Regions from separate parts of the Homo sapiens genome. Here region 1 is linked to region 2. A link is a loop called in an ENCODE intact Hi-C map of the cell type or tissue named here. Cell type or tissue: gastrocnemius medialis. All regions are shown on one strand. Each heading gives the region's core, and the rest is flanking DNA. Links, peaks and the distances in the headings are about the cores only.

Evidence for each region. Hi-C counts contacts between places; a loop is a spot of excess contacts. Peaks named below come from ENCODE experiments on the same cell type or tissue, not always from the same donor. Only the 100,000 strongest peaks of a DNase experiment are listed, where the experiment ranks them.
Region 1: it touches region 2 in a loop (2.8-fold over the local background); 5 of 110 quality-filtered maps call a loop at or near these places.

What each region holds. Positions count from the first base shown.
Region 1 is chr9:121,605,954-121,614,284 of GRCh38, reverse strand. It overlaps a transcript of DAB2IP not described here. Among named protein-coding and RNA genes, the nearest start is that of DAB2IP, 42 kb to the left of the region's middle. In gastrocnemius medialis, for the core only: a CTCF peak has its summit at 3,721; DNase peaks (open chromatin) are centred at 1,064, 1,674, 4,294, 6,684 and 4 weaker places; H3K4me3 peaks cover 556 bases; H3K27ac peaks cover 8,000 bases.
Region 2 is chr9:121,981,909-121,990,239 of GRCh38, reverse strand. It overlaps TTLL11 (tubulin tyrosine ligase like 11), which reads left to right. Exons shown (of 9, transcript NM_001139442.2): 4 at 470-1,045. Among named protein-coding and RNA genes, the nearest start is that of TTLL11, 110 kb to the left of the region's middle. RefSeq lists an enhancer at 4,003-4,504. In gastrocnemius medialis, for the core only: a CTCF peak has its summit at 4,019; DNase peaks (open chromatin) are centred at 1,101, 3,433, 3,899 and 5,269; H3K27ac peaks cover 4,376 bases.

The sequences.
Region 1 (8,331 bases), core at 47-8,046, 380 kb after region 2:
ATCATCTTGCAAGAAGGAGGTCAAGGCTAGAAAGGTAGGATGGGAAGGGTCTTTGGGTAAAGAACACGATGAGGATCCCTGAGTTAAAAGTAATGGCTTACTTACCAGTGCTTACCATGTGCCAGGCATTGTGTGAAGCAAAACTATTACAACATAGACCTATGAAGCCGGTTATCTTGTATCCTTTGTTTTAGAACCCAGGAAAATTAAGTGGCCGCAGTTAATTCCTGCAGCTACTAAGTGGCAGGGCAGGGATCTGAAGCCCCCCAGCACATCAGTTTCAACCCCATGTCTTTATCCAATCTGCTTCTCCACCCTAGAGCCATGAGGGACAGGGCAGAAGCCAACACCATCAACACTATCAAGCTGCGGAGAAGAGCCACTGATTTCTTGCCATCTGAAGACTTCTCCCTGTGCCTTGATTTTTAATTTGTATGCCATTGGACAGAATTTCTCCAACAAGTGCATAGGTCATTTGTTCTGAATATTTAAAAGGAGTCTTTTCAACTATCCCAGCACTTCTCCAATAAGTGCACAGGTCATTTGTTCTGTATTTAAAGGGAGCCTTTTCAACTATCCCTCCGCGAGTTTGCGAGAAGTTGCCCAAACACCAAAAACCACATGTGGCCAAACACATCAACATCCTCGACAAGATTTATGTTCCAAGCACGTGGCTGCTGCCTTGATTTATGGGGCCAGTGGAGCTGATCTAAGAGGAAGCGAACCTCTCAGGGGAAGGAGACATCATCATCATCAAATATCTCAATAATCATCTCAATCACAGTAAAAAAAAGGCACCGGGCCACTTCCTGCCCTAGCACTGGAAAGGAAGTGAAATTATTTGCCGCAATTCAATTTGGTAATTAACTAAACAATGCAAAGAGAAATTCCAGCAAGGATATAAATACTTTAAAAATCCCTGCACTAGTTGGTGAGGAGGATGTCAACAACAAACAGGAACTCCAGGGAAGGCAAGAGGCAAGGGCAGTCAGGTCGGGGTAAGGTGGGTCCCAAGCTAAAAACAACAGTGGCCAAGGTGGTTTATAATTACAGACACTACTTCATGCCAGCTCTGTGCTAAGCACTTTACACACATTACCTCACCGAAGCCTCAAAACACTGAGGAGCCCAGGCAGCTGCAGAAGGACCTGCCTGAGGGCACACAGTGGGAAGTGACAGACTCAACTCTTATCCCAAACCTGCATCTTCTCCTTCCACATCCCTCTGTTTCCTGTCCGAAAGCATAGCCTAGATAAATGGGGCTCTAGGAATAGCCAGGACAAATGGGGAAACTGAGGCAGGATTTGACATCCCCCCTCCCCACACCTCCCCAAGTGTCCTAACTGCCAAGCTTGGGGGCTCCCAGCTGACCTGGCTGCAAGACTCCGATGGAGAACTGGGTAAGCTCGGGAAAAGTGATTTTGCAATCCTGTTTGCAGAAACCTGAGCAGTTGTCCTCCTGGGCCTGGCTCTAGCCTTTCTTCCTCTGGGAAACCCACTTGACCTCTTACCTCCCCCCACCAACACGTACACACAACACACAAACACACACACACTGCTGTCTACAGCAACTTCACCAATTTGTGGCTTCCCCAAAGGCTGAGCAGGCTCTCTCTCTAAGGAGGACCCTGGCGGTTCTCGGAAGGGAGAGAGGGAGGAGCAGCAGCTGAGACTTGTTGGAGTTCCGCCCTGCCCCACCTTTACCCCGCATGCCTGCTTCAACAGACACTCACCCCGGTGACTTACACAGCAGAAACAAGCTCACGGGGACTGTGGATACCATGCAAAAGATAAATTTCAAGCACCTTAAAGAAATCTTTTTCTCTATTATCCCCTTTCTCTATTCATCAAAGCAGCTCCCTTAAAAACCCATGTTCAGACACCTTTTTTGGCCAATTTGAGACCCTGTGTATCTCCAAGAGAAAAATCATTCACATTAAAAATAATAATTTTTTTTTGAGGCAGGGTCTCACTCTGCTACCAAAGTGGGAGTGCAGTGGTACGATCACGGCTCCGGCTCGCTGCAGCCTCAACCTCCTCCCGGACTTAAGCGATCCTCCCACCTCAGCCTCCAGAGTAGCTGGGACTACAGGCACACACCACCAGCCCCAGGTAATTTTTTTTTTTTTGTAGAGACAGGGTTTTGCTATGTTTCCCAGGCTGGTAGATTGACTCTTTAATTCAGATCTTCCCCTACCCAGAACTACCTTCACCAAAGGCAGTAAGTTCTGGAAAGGGGTATGGCCAGAGGATCCCAAGACTGCTATAAAGTGCATTAAGAAGACCATCAGTAATAATAATGCAAATAATAAGTAATAACAAAACTGCAGCATTTATTAAATGTTTATGATGTGCAGACACTGTACTGTGTTCTTTCTTTGCACGTATAATTTTAATCTAGGCTGGGCACAGTGGCTCATGCCTGTAATCCCAGCACTTTGGGAGGCCGAGGCAGGTGGATCACTTGAGGCCAGGAGTTTGAGACCACCCTGGCAAACATGGTGAAACCCTGTCTCTACTAAAAATACAAAAATTAGCTGACTGTGGTGGCACACACCTATAATCCTAGCTACTCAGGAGGTTGAGGCAGGAGAATCACTTGAACCCAGGAGGCAGAGGTTGCAGTGAGCCGAAATCACACCACTGCACTCCAGCCTGGGCAACAAAGTGAGACCCTGTCTCAAAAAATTAAAAAATAATAATAATATAATAACAGCCCTAAAAAATAGGTATTATTATCCGCAATTTATAGTTAAGAATACTGAGGATCAGAGAAATAAGATAACTTTGTCCAAGGTCAAACAGCTGGTAGGTAGAGCAGCCAGAACCCAAAGCCAGGTCTGTCTGATGGACCTTAGACCACACACACACCCTTAGCCTGTCTGCTGTACTCAGCTTCCTTGGGGTGGGAACGAGTTACTTGGTGCTTCCCCTAGCTCCTACTCCAAGCCCAGGATTCAGTGGCCATCAACAGATTTCTGTTCCAAATCTGAATCAAAACCTATGGTCAAGGCCAGGCATGGCAGCTCATGCCTGTAATCCCAACACTTTGGGAGGCTGAGGCAGCCAGATCACTTGAAGTCAGGAGTTCGAGACCAGCCTGGCCAACATGGCAAAATCTAGTTTCTACTAAAAATTACAATTAGCCGGGCGTGGTGGCAGGCACCTGTAATCCCAGCTACTCAGGGGGCTCAGGCAGGAGAATTGCTTGAACCCAGGAAGCAGAGGTTGCAGTGAGCCAAGATTGCACCACTCACTCCAGCATGGGTGATGGAGTGAGACTCTGTCTCAAAAACAAACAAACAAACAAACAAATCTTATGGTCACTCCACTCAAAAGGAAATCCCTTAGCGAGCCCCTGCCTTGAAGATACCTTCTAGGGGAGGATGGGAAAGGAATTACAATCAACATTCACAAAGCCAGTGACCTACAGGGGGTGGAAAGAGATGGGCCCAGGACTGGCGGTCCGTGAAACCATCTTCAAATACGCCCTTCCTCTCATGGAGCCTGCATACCGCTGTACCTGCTCTCCTCTGCGCCCCCCTCTGACTATTCAAGGACAGCACTACTCAAGGACAGTGGGGAGATGGAGAACGATATCAGCGTAGAAAAAGACCCTTCATCCATCACCTTCCCACCCCTCACGTGCTGAATTACACCTGGTTTCTCCATACTTACACTTCCACAATCCCTTAGGAGGTAGCCCTGCAGCTAGAGGGCAGGGCAGCAGAGTGCCTGACACGAGAGGCTTTGGAGTTGGGAAGACCTGCATTCCAACCCTGGCTCTGCCCTTCCCAGCTGGGTGACCTTAGGCAAGTCACTCCTCCTCTCTGGGACTCAGTTTCCTCATCTGCAAAACAGAGGTGAAAACAGGATCTCACAGGTCTATTGTGAGAACTAAATGGGCTGATGAGCCGAGTGGCTGGTCCATGGGAAGTACTCAGAAAGTGTGAGCTGCTAGGTATTATCATTACAGCCCAGAGAGGCCATGCACCGTACTCAGGGTCACACAGCCAATGTGAGGCAGAGCAAATGCTAACACCAGGTTCTGGCTCTGGTCCAAGCTCCTTCCTAACACAGAGCCACTATCCTGGGAAGCTGTGAGATGGCACAGTACAAGTGCTTATCATGGCTCAGCAGCTTCCCCAAGCCCACAGTTCATGAGCCAAGTACAAAGTCCCAACCAAAAGGTTTGTTTTTCTTATACACACACACACACACACACACATACACAAAATCAAGTAGCTCAGAGTGAAAGTTCCCAAACCTTGGCATCCTCCCCTATCCAGAGGTGAGTAGTGATCTCATCCCTGTGACTAAGCCACACCGACGCCAGGAGCCCTCTCTGGGAACCTGCAGGCTTGGCGTTGCTGGCTCCCAGCCCCAGGAGGAGCCAAGGCTGCAAAACTGGGATTCTTGCAGAGCTGGGAATTCTTGGCTCTTGGAGCTGAGAAGCAGGGTGGCTCTGAGAAGTGGGTGATGTTGCAGCCAAGGACCAAGATAGCCCTGGAGATCCAGGTTTGAATCCCAGCTCTGCCAGGAACTTGTCATGAAGTTTTAGGCAAACCCAGGCCTCTATCCCCCTAATTCTAAAATGGATAGATCGCACCAGAAGATTTCCAATGGTCTGTCCAGCTTACATCTTGCTTAGCTCCTGTCCTGCCCACCAGGGGCCTTGGCCTAGCTAGGGAAGGAGCAAAGAGTTAATAAACATACAAGTTAGAGGGCCATGGGCACTAAAATGTACAGAAAAGGTCAGTGTTGCTGGAACAATCAGTGCAGGATGCCTGGAGAAGTTGGGAGCCGAATGGGGGTCCCAAAGCGGGAGGGATGGAAGTGAGAAGTGGAGAAAACTGATCCTGGTGGTCTGGGAGCTTGTCAGTGGCAGGGTGTCAGATGCACTAGACAGCCTGTAAAAGTTTCAATGAGTCAGGTCGGGCTAGAACTTCAGCCACTACCTCCTCCCTGTCACTTAATTCCTCCCACCATGGGGAAGACAGACAGATGGACAACCAGGAGCACCTAGATTAAAAACTAGAAGGCTGGGCGCAGTGCCTCACACCTGTAATCACAGCACTTTGGGAGTTCGAGGCGGACGGAGCACCTGAGGTCGGGAGTTCAAGACCAGCCCGGCCAACATGGCAAAACCCCGTCTCTACTAAAAACACACAAAAAAATAGCTGGCCGTGATGGCACACACCTGTAGTCCCAGCTACCAGGGAGGCTGAGGCAGGAGAATCGCTTGAACCTGGGATGCAGAGGTTGCAGTGAGCCGAGATTGCGCCACTGCACTCTAGCCTGGGCGACAGAGCGAGACGCTGTCTCAAAAACAAACAAACAAACAAACAAACAAACAAAAACTAGAAAAAGCCGAGAAACCTAGTTACAGACTTTGCCCCAGAGGGGGCTCCTCCCCAAACCAAGAGGCAGCAGAAAACGGGGTGCTCCCCCTAGCACGATGCAAGGTTCCATAAGGAGAGGTCAGGATGGACAGGTGTCTTCTGAGGGTTTAAAAAATATATATTCTGTCAAACACCATAAAGTAATACCTACAGCAAAGCCAGTTAGCACATCATTGCAATGCATGGTTGTTACAGCAGGAAGCTACTGTGCTCTGTAATCCTCAATGGCTCCCTATTGCCTACAGCTTTATGTTCACTATCCTTATCATAGCATTCTAGGTCCTCGATTTGGGGTCCTGATGGTACTTTTCTGCTTTATTCCCATCACTACCTTACCCCCCCAACTCCTGCTCCAACCAGTTACAGTCCTCGGCTGCTCCCCAAGCCCATCATGAGCCTTTGCTCCCTGGGACCTCAATTCATTCTCAGTCTCCCTGCCATCCTTGCTGCTTTGCTTAAAAATCTACCCCTATTGTTTCCACCAACCCGCTTCCCTCCTGGAGCCTGTTGACTCTCATCTGGCTTCTCCTAAGAATATAAAACACAGACCTCAGGGGCTGAGGATCAGACAGGTTCTGCCACTGAATTTGGGGTACAGTCTCAAGTAAGAAATTGGGCACGCACCTCCACACGCTCATTTATAAAGCGGGCAGTGCAACCTCTCCCCACGTCAAAGGCTGCCGAGCCACTCAAGTGAGATAATGGAGCCATAGGGCTCTGCACAGCGTCAAGTGTGACACGAACTCAAGGGATTAGGGTGTCTATTTTTAACTCCCCACATCCTGGCTGAAAAACAAATCTCTCACACACCCTGCAGATCCCTATCAGAGGGGCTGACAGAGCCTTTTGGGAATTCTCTCCTCCCGGAAGCAGCGCCAGCTTTGATTGCGTTCCCTCTGCCGGGAAAGGCTCTGAGGTCCCTGCTCTGGCCAGGGCCTGCTTCCATTATGTCTTCTGGCTGGGTCCTGCTGCTCCCGGCAAACAGCCGTTGCCTGGTAGACTCAGTTGTCACACATTCTACAGCCAGTGATAGTCAGACAGGGTCACCAAAGATGCTGAGAAGAGTCCCTCATTCATCTGCTTATTTATTTACTTATTCACATTCCCTCCCCTCCCCTCTTAAGAGGTTGGTCTTGCTCCAGGGTCACCCAGAGGGGAAAACCATGAGGCACCTGTGCTAGGATGCCTCTGTCTAAGGACAGGGGCAGGGGCAGAGACAGATAAACTGATAAGGCAATAGTAAGTAGGACAGGAAGCAACAAAGGAACGATGGGGTGGTGACTCATGTCTGTAATCTCAGCACTTTGGGAGGCCAAAGTGGGAAGATTGCTTAAGTGGGAGGATTGCTTGAGGCCAGGAGTTCGCCAGCCTGGACAACACAGCAAGACCCCATCTCTACAAAAAATAAAAAAATTAGCTGGGCATGGTGGTGCTTGCCTGCAGTCCCAGCTACTTTGGAGGCTCAGATGGGAGGATTGCTTGAGCCCAGGAGTTCAAGCTACAGTGAGCCATGATTGTGGCACTGCACTCCAGCCTGGGTAACAGAGCAAGACACCATCTCAAAAAAATAAGAAAAACCCAAAGGAATGATAGGAGTATGTGAACATAAAACCAGACCATCATCAATCTCTCTCCTCTCCCTCCAGTACCCTAGCATCCATCAGACCTCACTCCAAGATGAGTCTTTACTAGGTATCAGCCACTGTCACCTACAAGGACAGGGGGCTTCCTACTTCAGGACAGAGATCTCTGACCTGGTCACCTGACCCATCTGCGCAGGTGTTCTCTACGTTCATAAGAACACTGCCGGCCAGGCATGGTGGCTCATGCCTATAATCCCAGCACTTTGGGAGGCCCAGGTGGGTGGATCACTTAAGGTCAGGAGTTTGAGACCAGCCTGACCAATATGGTGAAACCCTGTCTCTACTAAAAATATGAAAATTAGCCAGGCATGGTGGCATGCACCTGTAGTCCCAACTACTCGGGAGGCTGAGACAGGAGAACTGCATGAACCCAGGAGGCAGAGGTTGCAGTGAGCTGAGATCACGCTACTGCACTCCAGCCTGGGCAACAGAGCGAGACTCCATCTCAAGAAAAAAAAAAAAACAAAAAACAAAGAACGCTGCCATTCTCCCTGGTCCCACCTCCCTCACCCCCCACTGCCTGAGTTCACACTCATCCAATGATGGTAACAGGGAAAATGATCCCAACACAAGAATGTCAAAGAAAAAAAAATCCTCACTCTGAATTGGGAGCCGTCAATAAGGAGAGCCTCCTTCCAACAGCCACTCTGAGCCCTGCCCGTGAGCACTGGACCTGGAGTGAGGGGAGTCAGGGAAGTCCTGAGCTGCATCCTTCCAGCCATGGGAGCTGAGCTGTGTTTCTCAGAGCCTTGGTTTCCTCAGCAGAAAGTCACAGGGGGACTGGGAGGGGACCCTCTGCAGAAAGCACCTTGCACACCAGAAAGTGTGATATAAATGCTTTGTGCTGTAGCATACATTATTATTATTATTATTATTGAGACAGAATCTCACTCTGTCACCCAGGCTGGAGTGCAGTGGTGCCATCTCAGGTCACTGCAACCTCCACCTCTTGGGTTCAAGCAATTCTCCTGCCTCAGCCTCCTGAGTAGCTGGGATTACAGGCATGCACCACCACACCTGGCTAATTTCTTTCTTTATTTTTTTTTCTTTTTGTATTTTTATTACAGACGGGGTTTCACCATGTTGACCAGGCTGGTCTTGAACTCCTGACCTCAGGTGATCCCCCGCCTTGGCTTCCCAAACTGCTGGGATCACAGGCGTGAGCCAGCACACCCAACCTTAGTATATATTTTTGGTCCTCATTTTTTTCTTTCCCTTTTGGCCTCTGAGACTCAACAGCCCTCTCTGAACTCAGGGACAGATGTTTCTGTGGACTTTCTGGCCAC
Region 2 (8,331 bases), core at 108-8,107:
GCAACTGCTGTACCCTCTCTGTTCCTGACATAAAAAGACACAACCATATTTTCTGTGAGGGTTAGATGAGCTAATTAGGTAAGTGCCTGATATAGTGCCTGGCATTTCACAGGCGCTCATAAATGATATTAGCTCACCATCATTATCATTCTCAGCACTATTATTAGTTATATGACCTGTTCAAAGTGGTAGCTAATAACTGGCGAAACAGGATTTGAACCCAGGTCTTGTGACTGCCAGTCCACTACACTCTCCACCTCGCTCTGGAGCACAAGACTGGGGACAGTCCTGATGTCACCATCTCAGTACCTTGTGCAGTGTCATCTCCATGGAAGATGCTCAGCCCCTGCTCAGATCGGCAGGGATCATCTTGTCACTCATTCACCACACATTTGCTAAGGCCTTGCTCTGTGTTAGGGATCCAGAGGGAAAACAATATAATGTCGGCCATCCTTTTTTCCCCCTCCAGGTTCAAATGGTGAAAGACGATGACCCCTCCTGGAAGCCCACTTTTATCGTGAAACCTGATGGTGGTTGTCAGGGTGATGGAATCTACCTCATTAAAGACCCCAGTGACATCCGCCTGGCAGGGACCCTCCAGAGCAGGCCAGCGGTGGTCCAGGAGTACATCTGCAAACCTCTCCTTATCGACAAGCTCAAGTTTGATATTCGTCTGTATGTCTTACTCAAGTCCTTAGACCCCTTAGAGATTTATATAGCCAAAGACGGACTCTCTAGGTTTTGTACCGAGCCATATCAGGAGCCCACCCCCAAAAACCTGCACCGCATCTTTATGCACTTAACCAACTATTCACTGAACATCCACAGCGGCAACTTCATCCACTCGGACAGTGCTAGCACTGGCAGCAAAAGGACTTTTTCCAGCATCCTTTGTAGACTGTCTTCCAAAGGCGTTGACATCAAGAAGGTCTGGTCTGACATCATCTCCGTGGTGATTAAGACGGTCATCGCGCTGACTCCAGAGCTCAAAGTCTTCTACCAGTCAGACATCCCCACGGGGAGGCCGGGCCCCACGTGCTTCCAGGTAACCATTGCCAGTTCCCAGCCTGCGTTTCCAGCCTTGACCGGCCTCAAGAGGGCTCTCTGGCTTCGTGTAGGATGAGTGATCGGGGTGGGATGGCCAGAGGAGGGGACAGTGTTGGTGGTGCTGTGGGCTTGGGTGTTAAACCTGGGCCCAACTTCCAAGCTTTCTGTTTGCTCCCTGTGTGATTTGGGGCAAGCTACTTCCCCTCTGTTACCTGTAAAATGAAATGAAGAATACCTATCTTAAAAGGTTCTTGTAAGAATTAAATGAGATAACACATGTAAAGCAGAGTTTTACATTCATTCGTTTACTCATTCATTCATTCACTTACTCATTCAACAACCTTTGCCACATGCTTAGTAGCGGTCAGACATTGTCCTGGGTTCTATTGAGACAGCAAGTCAGGGCCTTGCTTGCTGATGCATAGAGTCTGTTGTGAGAGACATATAATTTAAAAAGCAATGATTATGGAGGGTTTTAAATGCTAGAGTAGAATAAGAAACGTCTGAGGTGCTGAGATCGTGGGGCCACGTAACATTCTCTGGGCGGGAGTGGCGTGGTCAGGGAAGGCTTCCCAGAAGAAATAGCAGTTGAACTGAAACCTGGAGCGAGAGTTAGATGAAGCAGGAGAAACTGGGTAGGGGTAGGGGAGGCAAAGGGTTCCAGGTGGAAATGTGCTGAAGCCAGAGGGGTGAGTGGGAAGCAGGAGGCACTGGAAGAGGTTGAGTATGGTTGCTGGGTGGGGTTTAAGGCAGAGATGCGGGGGAGATGAGGGAAGGTGAGGTGGGAGAGAAAGGTAGGGGCTGTGTCGAGAGCCTGGGTATTGGTTCGGGGGGGTGGTCCCTGGAGAATTTTAAGCAGGGGAAAGATGCATTCCAATTTGTATGTTTCAAAGAACAGTGTCTACAGAGTAGAGAACACACTGAGACAAGGCTGGAAGTGGGGAGGTCCCTAGGAGACAGTTGCTTTCACATAAGCTGGAGAGGATGGTGGTATGGACTGGGAAGGTTGTGGTGAAGGTAGGGGGGATAGACAGATCTGGGTGCCAGGGAAGGAGCAAGAAGGGCTCAGCTTGGTGACTGGATGAGGCTGGAGAGAGAGGAGAGATGGTGGCAGTGAGGGCAGGGAGAACCTGAGGCTGATGTGCAGGTGGCTTGGGTACTTGCATGGATGGAGGCCCCGGAAGAGGACCAGGCTGTTGGGGGAAGGTTGGGAGTTGGACTTAAAGTGCCTATGTGACATCCAAGTGGAGAGATTAAGGGGACAATTGGCTATTTGGAGCTTGGAGTTCAGGAGACAGAGGCCTGGGTTGGGGACAGAGATGAGAACTCATCAGCAAATGGTGACCAAAGAGGGTGACGAGAAGACTGAGAAGACACCTGTGGGAATCACATTTCACTAAGGGAAAGGCAGGGGAGGGGGAGGGAGCCAGGAAAGGAGGCCAAGAAGCAGTGTCTTGAGATAGAATAAATATCAGGAGAGAAGGAGCCGGAATGGCAAGGATGAGGTGCCTGGGGAAGCAGACAGGGTCAGCGCTTCAAATGCTGCTGAGACGCCGGGCAAGACCAGCACTGAAACTGTCCTCTCCACTCGTAAGGAGTTGACTGGAGACTTCAGTGAGAATTGTCTTCAGCAGAGCGATGGAGCCAGGGCCAGAGTCTGGTGGACTCAGCCAGAGTGTGGGAGGGAAGGGAATGAGGCTGGAACATTCTTACAGGCCATTCAGCTGTGACAGTGCAGGGTGGGGAGACGTGGTGTCCAGACACTCCATAGGTACACACTTTCCTGCCCCCAGATCAATCAGTGTGGGTAGGAGGAGAGAAGAAGGGGTACCTCTGGGACCCTCTCCATCTAATCCTTAAAGTCATTTTGTAGCATTTGATATATATGAAAAAAGAATACATGGAACATACTTGTAAGCCATGAAGCCAAACAACAAAATGATTATCTCAAACCTTCCTCCCAACCCAAGATCTCCAACTAGTGTGTTTCTGCCCCAAACCATGTCCCTGCCCAGCCCTGGGGTAGACATTACCCTGAATTTTATGTTGATTATTTCCTTGCTTTTGAAAATACTTTTATTAGGCATGAATGTATCCCTAAACAATATATTGTTTTGTTTTGCTTGTTTTTGAGTTTTATAAAAATGCTATTATAAAGTATGGCGTCTTCTGCAACATTCTTTTCCACTACACATAAGGTTTCCAAGGTCCACCCATGCTGGTGGGGGTCGTGGGTACTGCCTCATTTGCACTGTTATAGATTCCATTGTGAATATGCACAATTTATTATCAGTTCTTCTGTCAAGGAACATTTGGGTTATTTCCAGTCTATGGCAAGCAGGTGACAGGTCTCTTGGGACAAGAAGTGAGAACGGAGGGAGTGGGGCAGTGTCTCTAGTGGATGGGGCATTCATTCAACAGCAGAAGAGGAGGCTGGTCCCAAAGTGCAGCCTCAAACCCAGAGAGGACACCCCAGGGGCTAGGCGCCAGCCAGCAGGATTTCCAGGCAGGCTGGCGGCACCTTTTGGAGGGCTATTCAGGCCATGATCAGTACCAGGAAGGGGTAATTGCCACCCAGAAATCTGTCCTGAGAAACTGGACCCCTGGCCTTTGGTTCCCAGGGAGGATGCACAGCTCAGCCATCAGGTAGGTGGCTTAAAACATTAGAAAGGAGAAAAGGGAAGAACTTAGAGGTAGGGCCAGAGAAAACAAGTCCTGACGTAAGCCATCAAAAAGCTAGGGTCAAGGAGATAAGTTGCAACGTGGACACGTCCAGGGGTCATCCCGGGGGACCATGTGGTCAGATCTGTTTGACAATGACAGCTATTCTAGGACTATCATGTGGGCCCGGCATGCAGAGCCAAGCCACAGAGCCCTGGCTTGGACCGAGTGGCAGGGTGGAGGGCCAGGCTGGTTGTTTTGCTGCATGTCTTGCTATGGACAGGCCACATGGGGCAGCCATCAGTGGGGCCCAAGCTGTGGGGAGCTGGTGGAGGGGGCAGACAGGGAGGGAGCCACTGGTTTGGACAGATCATGTCTGCAAGTGGAACCACAGTCTTGGGACTGTTTCCCACTGCTTGACCACACTAAATGCTTCCAGGCCTGGGCCAGAGGAGGAGCATGGGGGGAGACGCCAGGATCAAGGAAGCGCTTTTCCTCTTCCCAGCTGTGCGAACTTGGGCATGTTTCTTCACCACTCTGAGCCTCTGCTTCTTTCTCTGTAAATCACCTACGCTCACTTCCCTGCCTGCCTTTTATTGTGAAGTAATGTGGGTGACAACACTTTGACAGGGTATAAGGTGTTAGATATTTGGAATTTGTCTTACCATACATTTCAGATTCCCAGTCATTAAGGGAGAAAATGGTATCCTTGGGCCGGGCGCGGTGGCTCACGCCTGTAATCCCAGCACTTTGGGAGGCCGAGGCAGGCGGATCACGAGGTCAGGAGATCGAGTCCATCCTGGCTAACATGGTGAAACCCCATCTTTACTAAAAAAAATTACAAAAAATTAGCCGGGTGTTGAGGCAGGCACCTGTAGTCCCAGCTACTTGGGAGGCTGAGGCAGGAGAATGGTGTGAACCCGGGAGGCGGAGCTTGCAGTGAGCCGAGATCGCGCCACTGCACTCCAGCCTGGGTGACAGAGCGAGACTCAGTCTCAAAAAAAAAAAAAAAAAAAAAGAAAAGAAAATGGTATCCTTTTCTCCTTGGAGCCCTCTCTTACTTTATTCTTATCACTTGTAAGAACACTTTTGAGTTTGGGTCTCACATACCTGAGCTGACTTGGAACCTAGAGATTAAGGGACCCGGTTAGGTTCTGCCATTGACTTGCTGTGTATTCTTGTATAAGTCACTTAACTTCTCTGTGCCTCATCTTCCTTGCCTACCTCAAAGGGTTGTTGTCAAATTCCAATGAGATAAAGATTGTGAATGGCTTTTCAAGCTGTAATGTTCCGTGCAGATAGAACACATGACTTCTTTGCCACACAGCCCCTCTCGCTTGTTGCCTGGGCTTGACTCAGATTGCAGCATTCCAGAACATAAACTCTAGCCAAAGAAATTACATTTATCTTAAACATGTGACGGTGACCCCTTTCCAATCATAGCCACAATAACTACTTGGGAAATTGTGATGGCACAGAGCAGTTGCGGGCACTGCTCAGGCTGTGGGCAGGTTTCCTGTAATCTGCTGCTGAGGAACGTGGCTTCCCTGTCATTCCAGCCTGTCCCCTGTCATTGCCTAGGTAGCTCCCAGCAACATATCCTCATGTCAGCCTTCTTGAGGGTACCAGTGTGACTCTGACTTATACAGCAAGGCCTGTCTCAGTGTAGATGAATCATATGGCAGAAATAACACATGCAGAGGAAAGGCTTCCAGCTCAGCTTTCAAGAACGTTCTTTCCCAGTTCCATTGCTTGGTCTGTATCTTCTTCTAGCTCCCTGTATCTAATTATCTCCTTGGCCATGATCCTTTTGCTTAGATGCCTGAAGGAGATGCTCTTCCTAAATCCTAAGATGTTTCTCCTCTTTATTCTTTGTTTTTTTGACCTCCTCCTTACCCTTCAGCCAGTCACCCCAAGGGAAGAAGGCCAAGGAGCAATGCAGTGAGTGGTCAAGGGCTTGGATTTGGTTCTTAGACGGCCTGGGTTTGGGCTAACCCTGGCACCTCTAGCTGGTCTGCTTGGCAAGTTAACAATTCTTAGTCTCAGCTTCCTTATCTGCAGTTAGAGACCATATTTGTACCTCCCTCTCAGAATTATTGTAAGCACAAATAAGAGCAAACTAGGAAGAATATTTAGCACAGCACCTAACACATAGGAATCACTTAATAAATGACAGTTTTTATGTTTATTCCATTGTTTGTTATCTGTAACCACAACAGCTCTCAAATTTGTCTATGATGAAGTGCCTTAAAGTTGTAAGAAACCATGAAATATTCACATTTTAAACCTAACAGGAACACAAGTGTTCCAAGGAGTATAGTTTGAAAACCATCTCCTTAGCCTGGCATTTGTCACCCCTGACCCCAACCCCAGTCTAGCTTCCCTGTACCCTCCCTGAGCTCTGCAGTCTTGAAAAACAGATCCAATTGCTGTCTTGGACATAATTTGTGCTTTCCCATTGCTGCCCTTTGATTCTCTTCTGTCTCGGCTGACCTGGCATGCTCTCTCTCATTCTTGCTGTTTCTTGAACTTCAACGCCTTCTAAGGTGCTATTCAAGCCCCACCTCCTAGATAAACCCTTTCTCCAGAAACAACTTCTGATATTTCAGCTTTTTCTTCCTTTGGACTCTAACACATTCCCTGGGCACCCACTAAGACAAGCCCTGAGCTAGTATGGGCATGTGGTTATGGATAAGACAAGGTCCCTGCTCTGAGGGGGCACACAGTGTAATGGGGAGAGCTGACTCATGAGAACTCCAGTCCCTTGTAAGAAAGAAATGCTATGAGAGGGTCCATGTGGGATGCTGGGAGAGCCCAGAAAAGGGAGTCGCTAACTTTGCCTAACCCTGTCAGGGAAGGCTTCCCAGAGGAGGAGATGCTTAAGCTGGAGCGTAAAGCATGAAGAAGGGTTTGCCAAGCAGAATATGATAGAAGGATACACTCCAGTTTCCCTCCTACCTCCCTGGCTGCTGCTTCTCAGCCTCTTCTTCTGGACCTGTCAGTGTTGGAGAGTCTCAGGCCTCCATCCTTGGAAAGGTGTCCCCCTATTCACAATCACTCCTAAATGATCCCGCGTAGCCCCCATGGCCTTAAGCACCAGCTCTACGCTACTGGCGCCTATAGCTGTATTTCCAGTCCTGACCTTTCCTTGAGCTCCAGATTGGTATATCCCAGTGCCCACTTTAATTTTCTACTTGGATAGTTAATAGCCATCAAACACTGAACACGTCCAAAGTCAAGCTCTTGACTTCCTTCCCAAACCTACTCTCTATCGTCTTTACTGTTTCAGTAAACAAATGGCATTCAGTCAGTCACTCAGACCAACAGCCTGAGACATCCTTCTTTTTTCTGTTTCCCTCCTTCATACATCCAATCCATAAGCAACTCTTGCAAATATCCTTTAAAATATTCCCAAATGTAACCGCTTCTAACCAACTCCACTGTTGCCATCCCAGTCTAGGCAGCCATCACCTCGCACTTGAATGGCTGCCATAGCCACCCTTACTGCCTATAGCCTATTTTTCTCACTGTAGCCAAGGAGATGCTTTAAAACACAAGGTGGATCCAGTTACTTTCCTCACTGAAACCCTCCAATGGCTTTTTCATTGCACTTACAATCCTGGCTCCTTCTCATGGTCTACAAGATGCAGCGCCATCTGCCCCTTGTCTATCTGACCTCATCTTCCGCCACTCTCCGTTTCGCTCACTCTTTGCTATTCTTTGGAAGAGGCCTTTGTTCTTGCTGTTCCCTCTCCCTGGAATGCTCTTCCCCAGCTATTCAAACATGACTTATTCTTTTTTTTTTTTTTTTTTTGAGTTGGAGTTTCACTCTTGTTGACCCAGGCTGGAGTGCAATGGCACTCACTCACTGCAACCTCTGCCTCCTGGGTTCAAGCGATTCTCCTGCCCCAGCCTCCCAAGTAGCTGGATTACAGCTACCCGCCACCACGCCCAGAGAATTTTTAAAAAATATTTTTAGTAGAGACAGGGTTTCACCATGTTGGTGAGGCTGGTCTTGAACTCCTGACCTCAGGTGATCCACCCGCCTCGGCCTCCCAAAGTGCTGGGATTACAGGTGTGAGCCACCATGCCCAGCCCAAAAATGACTTATTCTCTCACTTTATTTAGCCCCTGTCCATATGTCACCTCCCTGAGACTTTTGCTTCTGGTGATGAGGGAGTAACAATAACCTCCTTCTGCAAACAACTAGACTACCAGAAATATATATGAGTGTGTACATGAAAGAAACATTTTCAGACTTTGGACCACAGATAGCTCAGCACTGTGATCTCTGAGAAAAAGGGGAAAAAACAAGGTGAGTCTTATGGTTGCCTCAGCTTTTCATCTGGGGGCAATTTTTGGAATATGGACACAGAGGAGGTAAACCTAAACAGCATCCAGTGACCTCATTGAGTTGAGGAGTTGAAGATTGAAGTTTGGGAAGGCTAAGGTAGCTGGAATTTGTGGGGCAGAATTACAGAAAGGAAGGAGCTAAGCAGGAAAAGAGCTCCAGAAAGCTGAGTGAGATCTCAGTGGGTCTCTGCTGAGTCCTAGGCCATGCATATATGGAGGGTTAATCCACAAAGCTGGACAAAGAATAACTGGGGGACTGATAAGCTAAAC